Regions from separate parts of the Homo sapiens genome. Here region 1 is linked to region 2. The links are chromatin contacts, found by Hi-C or POLR2A ChIA-PET in ENCODE. All regions are on one chromosome and are shown on one strand. Each heading gives the region's core, a stretch centred on a gene start or an enhancer-like site at or near the end of the contact. The rest is flanking DNA. Distances are from core to core; before and after follow the strand shown.

Region 1 (5,373 bases), core at 1,663-4,162, 360 kb after region 2:
TTTGGCCCCTTACCTGACCCTTGTTAATCAACAGTTTCGAGGAGTGAGAACTCATTCTCATCTTGGCGAGACTTGATGCACAGGCCCTGACAAGTCCTGCAGTAAAGAAGCCTGTCTACCTTTGTTGAACCCATAATTTCCCAAATGTCATTGGCTTCCTGGGCTATTTACACACCAGTACATAAATAAACATCCTTTGGAACTGTCTGCATGGAATAGAGTCTAAACCCTTTAGTGTGACATTCCAGCCCCTTCAAAATTTGGCTTCTACCTGCCTTTGCAGACACAGGTCCTGTTATGACCTCCAAGACACCCTCTGCTGCTGCCAGCCCCAGCTGTCCCATGCATTTCCCTCCGCCACTGCCTTCCCGTGCTATTCCCTCTCCCTCCCCTCCTTTTCTCTTCTGATGAAATCCTGCTCATTAGTCCTGACCCTGCACAAATGTCGCCTCCTCTGGGAATTCATTAGTCCTTCTTCTGCAGGCCCTGTCCTCTGCTTACATGATGAGGGGAGCTGCTTTCCTTTGCAATATGTCACTGTTTCCCAAATGTGGGGCATGCACGCTGGCCATGTGCAAACAGATTGCAGCTAGAATATAGGTGAAAACATTTTCATTTACTAGTGATGAATTAATTTTTAAAGGAATAATAGAGCTTGCAGAGCAAACTTGTGATTTAATGGATATTTACTTAGGGTAGTAAGTAATAATAACAGTAAACAAAGAATAATAAACATAATGGCTTGGTTTACAGAAAACTATTATAGATAATAACAGTCCATGTGGCTGCAAAAAATGGAGTGAAGGTGACTTTATCAATTAGGGTTGTCACAGGAAACAGCACAGCCAACATGGGTAAATTGGCCAGGCACAGTGGCTCACACCTGTAATCGCAGCACTTTGGGAGGCCGAGGCGGGTGGATCACCTGAGCTCAGGAGTTCGAGACCAGCCTAGGCAACATAGTGAAACCCTGTCTTTACTAAAAATACAAAAATGAGCTGGGCATAGTGGCCTGCACCTGCAATCCCACTACTTGGGAGACTGAGGCAGGAGAATCCTTTGAACCCGGGAGGTGGAGGTTGCAGTGAGCCGAGATGGCGCCACTGCACTCCAGCCTGGGTGATACAGGGAGACTTCGTCTCAAAAAAAACCAAAAAAAAACCCACCCCAAAAAACCACCAAAACCCAAAAATAAAATGGGTAAATTGAGGAGAGTTTTTAAAAAGGGACTGTTTCCAGACATCTAAGGAAATTAAGAAGGGAGCATGCGGGAGTAGCCAGAGCTCCAGAAATGGGTCAGGGGAGGGAGGAATGAGGATATGGCTGCCTGCTATGCCCTTCCTGGAGGGGTGCAGCCAAATTAGGGACGGGCCCAGGGGGTGGCAAATACCCCAACCTCCCTCTCCTCCCACCCTTTATCTCCCACTTGTGCCTCCCACTGGCTGGGCTACTCAGCAGCCAAGCACAAGGAAGCCCATTGGTGCAAGCCCTGCAGGTCCCAGGCAGGGCATGGGGAGGTGTGGGGTGGGAGGTGCACCCGGGGGTGGGGAAGACAGACTTGAAGGACCCTCATGCCACTCTCTGTCCCCCTCCCGGAAGGAGGTCTTCCTGGACAAGGGTCCAGGACAGGCACAGGAAATGGTTCTTCCCCAGAAATGACCTTGACCTCACATTCACCTTGAGGCTGCTCTCATCCTTTCCTCCTGCAGTCGCACAGCATCTCCTGCACAAGGACAAGTGCAGGTGCTCTGGTTCTCAGTCTCTCTATCTGTAGAATGGCACACACACTTGGACTAGAGGAGTCCTCCAAGTCCAAACTCTTTTTATAAAAAAAGTTTCAAACTTTTATTTAAAAAGCTACAAAACTTTTTTTTTAAATTTTCTTTCTTTTTTTCTTTTTTTGAGACAGAGTCTTGCTCTGTCACCCAGGCTGGACTGTAGTGGCACGATCTTGGCTTACTGCAACCTCCACCTCCCGGGTTCAAGCGATTCTCCTGCCCAGGCTCCAGAGTAGCTGGGACTACAGGCAGAGCCACCACACCTGGCTAATTTTTGTATTTTTAGTAGAGACAAGGTTTCATCATGTTGGCCAGGATGGTCTCGAACGCCTGAACTCAGGTGATCCGCCTGCCTCGGCCTCCCAAAGTGTTGGGATTACAGGGATGAGCCACCACGCCCGGTGGTGGCTTGCTCTGCAAGCTCTATTCTTATACAAAATGTTTTTGTTTAATCCCATGTTATGAGGAAACACTGGTACATAAAACATAGGAAATGGAGCAGACCTGGATGAAGGAGTGGCGGTGGGATGGGCCATGGGAGGGGGCTGGGACCCTACCTTTTTGCCTTCTTCTGGCACCTTTGCTCAGACTAAGGGATCAGGTTAAAAAAATTTTTTTTTAATTAAAAACAATTAGAATTCTAACATCTGACTTCACCCCTCCCTAGAGGGCTGGGGGCGGAGTCTCATAAACTAGCCTCCTGAGTTGCTGGGACTACAGGCGCGCGCCACCACGCCCAGCTAATTTTTGTATTTTTAGTAGAGACGGGGTTTCACCATGTTGGCCAGGATGGTCTCATCTCTTGACCTCGTGATCCGCCCACTTCGGCCTCCCAAAATGCTGGGAATACAGCGTGAGCCACCGCGCCCGGCCCCAGCCTTCTTTTTTAGTTTCGTTTGGTCTCCTCCACCTCCCCAAGTTGTTAAATTCTTAGTGGCAGTGATTTAAAAACCAGGATATTCCACATGAAAGTCTGAATTTCTGGTTTCCCTTGGAAAATCAGATCTGACACCTCCCGCCCACATTCCCGCGGGAATCCGAGTTCCTACAAACGGAGCCATCGGCTCCCTCTTCGCTCACAGAGACCAGCCAGGCTGAAGTGCTCCAGGGCCCGCAGAGCTTAGCGGGCCTTTGAGTTGCTAACTGAGGTTCAGGCGCGTCACCACTGTCCTCTGGCGTCCATTTGCGGTATTGCAGGGAAGGTCTTTGCGGGCAGGCCTGGAAGTGGGCAGGACCCTGAATTCTCGGGTCCCAGTGGGACACCGAGGGAGGACAAGCCCTAGCAGAGGGGTATGAGGACCCCAGCTGAATATCCTGACCTGATAGAAAATATTCCTGAGCTGAATTGGCCTTGATTTTCCCCACTCCTCATAAGGGGACCCTCTTCCTTAGGGTCATGACAAATATGTCTAAGATGGGTAAGCGCTGCCCTCTCTGGGCCTCAGTTTCCCCATCTGTAGAGTGATATTTGGACCAGAACAGTAGCTTCCAAGCTCTTTGTTAAGGTTACAGAACTATGACTTTTTGGGCTCAAATAGATCTGCAAATGCCTGTTGAATAAGTCCAGAGAGCACTGATTTCCAATGGTAAGACTTAATTTTGCAAAAAATGTTATAGGACAAAGATATGCTCACTGTAGAGAATCTGGAAAGCAACTAAGGATGGAAGGAATTTTAAACCACCCACTATCCCATTGCCTGAGACAATCACTGGTGACATTCTGAAATATTTCCTTCCAACTTCCAACTTTTTTTTTGGTCCTTCTTTCCTTCCTTCCTTCCTTCCTTCCTTCCTTCCTTCCTTCCTTCCTTCCTTCCTTCCTTCCTTCCTTCCTTCCTTCGTTTTTCTTTCTTTTTCTTTCTTCTTTTTTTGCAGGATCTCACACTGTCACCCAGGCTGGAGTACAGTGGCTTGATCTTGGCTCACTCCAGCCTCAATCTCCCTGGCTCAGGTGATCGTCTCATCTCAGCCTCCAGAGTGGCTGGGACTACAGGCACACACCACCACACCCAGCTAATTTTTGTATTTTTTGCAGAGATGAGGTTTCAGTGTGTTGCCCAGGCTGGTGTCAATGGTTGTGCTTTTCAAATGTAACATAGTTATTATCATATAAAGTTGTGTATCTGATTGAAGCAAATGTCCTTTTGGTTACTCGTTCATCCAGCAAGTATTTATTGAGCACCTACTGCGTTCCAGACACTGCTCTAGACCCTGATAATGTGGCAGTGAACAGGATGACAAAAAGTTCAGCCCTCACAGAACTGCTGTTTTGGCAGGGAGAAACAGACAATAAACAACAAGCCCAATACTTACGTAAGTTATAGAGTAAGTTAGAAAGGGAGATGCAGTGTGGGTAAAAAGATGAAGTCGCACAGCGTAAGACGGGTTTTGGAGCCGGTTGGGGCCCCGGGCAGTTGAGAAGTTAAGATCTGAGTGAACTTACAGGTGAAGGATTGAGCTGTCCAGATCTCTGGGGAAGAACGCTCCAGGCAGAGGAAACAGCAACAGCACACGCAAAGGCCCTGACGCAGCTTGCAAGCAGGCCAGGGTGTCTGGCGCACAGAGAGAGACATGGGAGGGAGAGGGGATGAATCTGGGAGGTGAGGGCTGCTGGGCACATTTCCAGAAGAGGTTTTGGCCATTTCTCAGAGAGGCAGGGGCCATGGGAGATCTCCGAGCAGGGGAGCGGTGCCATCGACTCAGGTTATTGATGCAATTTGCAAAATAGTAAAAAGTCTCAATGTGAATCCCATCACCTGGATATGGCATTGGTTCATCTTTTTGGTAGAGATCCCCCACCCCACCCCTGCCCTGTAAAGATCGGAAGACTCACTTCCTTTCTTTTTTCCTTTTTCCAAAATCATATATTTTTTTCCGATTAGAATTTTTTTTCACAATTTGGAAAATACTAAAAAGTATAAATACAACCTCCAAATCAGGAATAATTCCATCACACGGACATAGCATTGTTTCATCTTTTTGGTAGAGTTCTTTCTGCTTTTTTAAAAATTAAAAATTTTTAGCACTTTGGGAGGCCGAGGTGGGCGGATCACTTGAGCCCAGGAGTTTGAGACCAGCCTGGGCAACATGGCGAAACCCCATCTCTACAAAAAATACAAGACACAAAAAGAAATTAGCTGGGTGTGATGGTGTGTGCCTCTAGTCCCAGCTACTCAGAAGGCTGAAGTGGGAGGATTGCTTGAGCCTGGGAGGTCGAGGCTGTAGTGAGCCAAGATCGCACCACTGCACTCCATCTGGGCAAGAGAGCAAGACCCTGTCTCAAAAAAAAAAAAATTTAAAAATTAAAGGAGATGAGCCTTCCAATCTTTACAGGGGGAAAAAAAGCAAGATAGAGCTCTTACCAAAAACATGAAGCAATGCTATGTTAGGAGATGGGATTCTTCCTGATTTGGGTTTGTATTTGTTCTTTGTAGAATTTTCCAAATTGTGTAAATATATTATTATACACCTGTGGGAAAGTGTAGGCAATTCAGAAAAACATAAAGAAAAAGTAAAAGTCACCAAGATATCATGACCTGGAGATAATTAACATTTTATTGACACTGCTTTATGAAGGCAGTGTGTGGTTACACGT
Region 2 (4,653 bases), core at 908-3,407:
AATCCAGTGGCTTACGGAGGCTTCGTTGACCTCTGCCTCTCAGTTCTGGTGGAAGCTTTGATGGCTCAGGAGGGGAGTCAGCAGCAGACCATTGATCCCAAACTGAAGATTGTCATGTGCCTTTGAAGGCAGGGAAAGGTTTGTTTTTTTTGTTTAATTTTTTGAGATGGAGTCTTGCTCTGTCCCCAGGCTGTAGTGCAGTGGCACGATCTCGGCTCACTGCAAGCTCCGCCTCCCGGGTTCACGCCATTCTCCTGCCTCAGCCTCCCGAGTAGCTAGGACTACAGGTGTCCGCCACCACACCCAGCTAATTTTTTTTTGTATTTTTAGTAGAGACGGGGTTTCACCATGTTAGTCAGGATGGTCTCGATCTCCTGACCTCGTGATCCGCCCACCTTGGCCTCTCAAAGTACTGAGATTACAGGCGTGAGCCACCATGCGCGGCCAAGGTTTGGTTTTAGGACGTGTTGGACCAATAATGAAGGTTCTGGGTGTTCTGTGAACCATCACCAGCAAAGACAGGGATATAATACTGGTCAGGTTTCTGAGGAGGGCTGTCACCTGGAGCATTTAATGAGCAAACTTTCTCTTTGGAATCAACAATGCAGTTCCTTTTTTCCCTCCAGTTTTCTTGCATGTTCTTTGGAGCAGTTTCTTCTGACCAGCAAGAACACTTCAACCACCCTTTCGACAGTCTGGCAAGAGCAAGTGACAGTGAAGAGGACATGAATAATGGCAGTTTCTCTATATTCTAATGCTTAATGATGGCTGAGCTGGGCCCCAGCCCAGTGACTGGCTCATTTGCCCCTCAAGCACGAGTTTGCATGTTTAGTGTCTAAAAGAGGTTGTCCAGGACTTCCTTTTAATGGAGGATGGGCTTTTAAACCACATCATCTTGTACAACAACCATATCTAGAAATAGCTGTTTGTCAAGTGTATGTAACTTGCTTTAAATCCATTATGCTACTTGTGAGGCAGAAGAGTTTTCTGTGAAGGAAAAAAGCCCATTAGAGTTCTTCAATTCAATGCACGTTCACCCTAGAGCTTTTAACATCTTTGCTAGTTTTATAAAGGTATTTAAACTTTATTCAACAGCCATTTAGAGTGCCATCAAGATGGCTTGAAATGGAATTTTGTGATTTGTAGTCAGGTATCTTTTGTATTTGATTGCAAACATTTGGATTTTAGTTTTCTCATGTAATACCATGGCCTTTTTTGTGCATTGTTTTTTATATTTTAAGACTTTAAGTAGAATAAACCCTGGAAAAAAGATCAAGAGTAAAAATATATAGTCACTTTCACTTGGCTTTTTTAGACGGAGTCTCACTTTGTCACTCAGGCTCAAGTGCAGTGGTGCAATCTCTGCTCACTGCAACATCTGCCTCCCAGGTCCAAGCGATTCTCCTGCCTCAGCCTCCCGTGCAGCTGGGATTGCAGGTGCGTGCCACCATGCCTGGCTAATTTCTGGTATTTTGTAGAGACAGGGTTTCGCCATGTTGGCCAGGGTGGTCTTGAACTCCTGGCCTCAAGTGATCTGCCCACCTCGGCCTCCCAAAGTGCTGGGATTACAGACTTGAGCCACTGCGCCCAACCTGGAGTGTTTTTACATATTGTAAAATTTTATTTCCTAACCTCAAATTGTTCTGATTTTCAGATGTGATTTTTTATTTTGCAGTGTGCTGCAGGAAAGAATTTAATGGAAGTGATGCCAAATATTTCTGTATTATCTGACATAGAACAGTATCCTCCACTGCCAAGACAGCCTGAGTTTGGAGTGGAATAAGGTGGAAGACAAATGTCTCTGTTCTTTGGCCCTTTAAGAGTTAGCTTTTTACCTGCACAAATGGACTAAAAAATCTGGCACAAAACATTGTTATGTAATGTCTTATGATGTGTGCCTCTCCCTCCCCCAAACCTGTTTACAGTCAATTATAACCTGACAAACGAGACTTTTGTAACATATTATTGTTACATCTTTCTGAAACCTTCAAACCGTAAGGAAGTGTTAACTGGCAAGCAGTTGTACTTTAGACTTTGTGAGAAATTCATAAAGGTGGCTGAGTGGATTTGCATGCTTTAGAACTGTGAATAGAGTTCTAACTGAAACCAGAATTAATTTGGCTCTTGTAGCTTAGTAATGAGTCATAGCTACCCACAATAACCTAATAAAAACTCAAGTTCATCCCAAGATGTTCCTTAGTGAATGAAAATGGGCCTTAACCAAGCTTTTTGTGGTAACTGGCAATGCCCACATAATTTCAACTAAGTCCTTTCATCACATGGTAGGGGAAGATATATGTATCTTATGCTTACACTGATGATTAACACTGAATTTCTGGTATTTCTAACAAATGCAGATGCCTACACAGGGAGCTTTTATACACAAAAGTAACTCTGTAGGTCTCTTTGCTGAGGATAACATTTCTGGTTCATTCATTGAAGTAGGCAGAGGGGTTTAGGTCTTAAAGGCATCATCATCAGTAATAGCCTGGATGCAGCATTGGACTATTATTATAGTTAATACTGGCGGGGTGTAGTGGCTCATGCCTGTAATCCCAGCACTTTGGGAGGCCCAGGTGGGCGGATCAGTTGAGCCCAGCAGTTCAAGACTAGCCTGGGCAACATGGTGAGATCCCATCTCTACAAAAATTAGCTGGGCACTTTGGATTTTAGAATTTGGATACAGAGTGCTAAGCTGAAATACAGTCATGTGCTGCATAACAACGTTTTGGTCAACGATGGACTGCACAGACAGTGGTGGTCCCATAAGATAATGGAGCTGCCCTATACAGGTGTACCATTTTTTTGTCTTTCATACCATAGTTTTGCTGAAACATTTCTATGTTTAGATATACAGATGCTTACTGTTGTGTTACAACTGCCTACAGTATTCAGTACAGTAACATGTTATACAGGTTTGTCGCCTAGGAGCAACAGGCTATTCATATAGCCCAGATGTGTAGTAGGCTAGACCATCTAGGCTTGTGTCAGTACACAATGATGAAATTGCTAAGGATGCATCTGTCAGAACATCTCTGTTAAACAACACGACTGACTGTACAGCAGATTTTTTTTGTAGCTTCCCTCTATACTATACGGAAGGTGCAAAGCCTCAGCTGGGAAAAAGTTCTATAATTTACATTTAATTGTCCGTCCATTTTGATGAATTTCTGAGGAAGCTAAACTGATGTAGTGAAGCAGCTGGAGCCAGTTAAAGTAGCAGCATATAATCAGTGCTAGAATGACTAGGAGGCTTGGAAATGAGGACCTGATAGTGACCAACAAACTCAATGTCAAGGGCTGGTGTCTCATTTAGTTACTATTCAAACCAAAAGAAGCACACAGATTAGTATAAATACTATATTTATTAAATATCTTTACAGTTTATTTAAATGTATTTACAGAACTATTCCTGCATAAGTTATAATTCAGACATCCAAATTCAGGTAATTGCCTCTTGGGTAATAAGACAAATAATGATAGTCTCAACAGAAAAAAAGCAGCTCATTAGTATACACACAGATTCTAATTTGCTTCATTATTTAGCCATCTTTGCCACAAACTACCTGCTAACAGTTAAAATTCTGACATGGACACGTTTTAGTTGAGAAGTTCAATTTTGCAAAGAATTTAATTTTAAATAAATAGAATCCAAATATGTCCTGCTTCATGTTTTGTTTCATAAGCAGATTTTGGTTTTTTGATACTGTAAAATTTTTAAAATGCAAAAATGTGATACAGTTTCCAGAGAAACTGAATGCTGTAGCTTCTACCAAAGATAGCTGGTATTAAGGTGACCTAAAGAACCATGAACTCATCCAAAGTACAAACGTTTACAATTCGAGCCAATCTTGTTTACATTCTCTCAAACACTCAAAGCTGACTCAATAAATTCCCACGATTCCTGCCTAACTTGTTACTTGGTATGGTGGGCTAATGGTACTGAAGGTGGTTTCCATCTCCGGGCTACTGTCCTATCCAGAACACACGCAGCTGATAGAGGAGAGGACGCTCTCCCATCATGCAAAGCTTGAAACCCAGTTTCTAATCTAGACACAGCCCAACCCCCAGACATGCATACCTGGAATGGATTCTTTTGTGATTTAGTACCCAACAACCATGTCAAGCAAGTACAGTAACTCAGGACAAATAACTTGTTCCCCCTGCATCCCATTTCTTTTAGTTTTTAGAGCCTATGGACTCTACTGCATCTCCATTTGGTAAATTTTTTTTTTTTTTGTGCGCAGGCAGCTTAAGTTCATAGGAAGAAATAAGGTTCTGATATGTTTAGAGTGCACATTTTAAAACAACAAAATAAAAATTTCAAGCATGTGATAAAAATATTGATTTTTATAATACAGTATTGCTTTATAAATATAGATGGAAAAGCTATAAACTTTACTGGTCTTTGGTGCATCCAGAGAGGGATAAATAATTTGCCATTTGTAAATTAGAAATCCAAATTTTTTCTTTTGTTATAAAAGTCCATTACATGAGGCGTGTGTGTGTGTGTGTGTTGCTTAAAATATAATTAACACACACATCAGGTTCAGAATCAGACCCACCAAGTGGTACAGCACAGTAACAACCCATGGAAGCTTGGGTCTGTGACCTGGAAAATTCTACTATGGGTCCAACACAGCCTCTGACCAC

What was found. A loop is a pair of places that touch in the nucleus more often than their neighbours do. ChIA-PET counts read pairs that join two places held with the same protein, here RNA polymerase II (POLR2A). Pooled maps may share reads with other maps.
Region 1: a loop to region 2 is called in a map of OCI-LY7, with 4 times the contacts of the local background. The contact joins two enhancer-like sites. A Hi-C loop is called at or near these places in 2 of 168 maps with a recorded cell type or tissue (GM12878 and OCI-LY7) and 1 of 50 pooled maps. POLR2A ChIA-PET finds 5 or more read pairs at or near these places in 2 of 52 experiments (GM12878 and WTC11).

Annotation. Positions count from the first base shown.
Region 1 is chr12:110,885,244-110,890,616 of GRCh38, forward strand. All of the region lies in intron 8 of CCDC63 (coiled-coil domain containing 63), which reads left to right. Among named protein-coding and RNA genes, the nearest start is that of MYL2, 33 kb to the right of the region's middle. Within about 2 kb of position 2,913, at least 10 of the 41 ENCODE cell types and tissues checked have a DNase peak (open chromatin) inside an H3K27ac peak, as active enhancers do.
Region 2 is chr12:110,529,899-110,534,551 of GRCh38, forward strand. It overlaps RAD9B (RAD9 checkpoint clamp component B), which reads left to right. Exons shown (of 11, transcript NM_001286535.2): 11 at 627-3,658. The coding sequence ends at 755. PPTC7 (protein phosphatase targeting COQ7) reads right to left here. Exons shown (of 6, transcript NM_139283.2): 6 at 3,347-4,653. Among named protein-coding and RNA genes, the nearest start is that of RAD9B, 30 kb to the left of the region's middle. RefSeq lists an enhancer at 423-672. Within about 2 kb of position 2,158, at least 3 of the 41 ENCODE cell types and tissues checked have a DNase peak (open chromatin) inside an H3K27ac peak, as active enhancers do.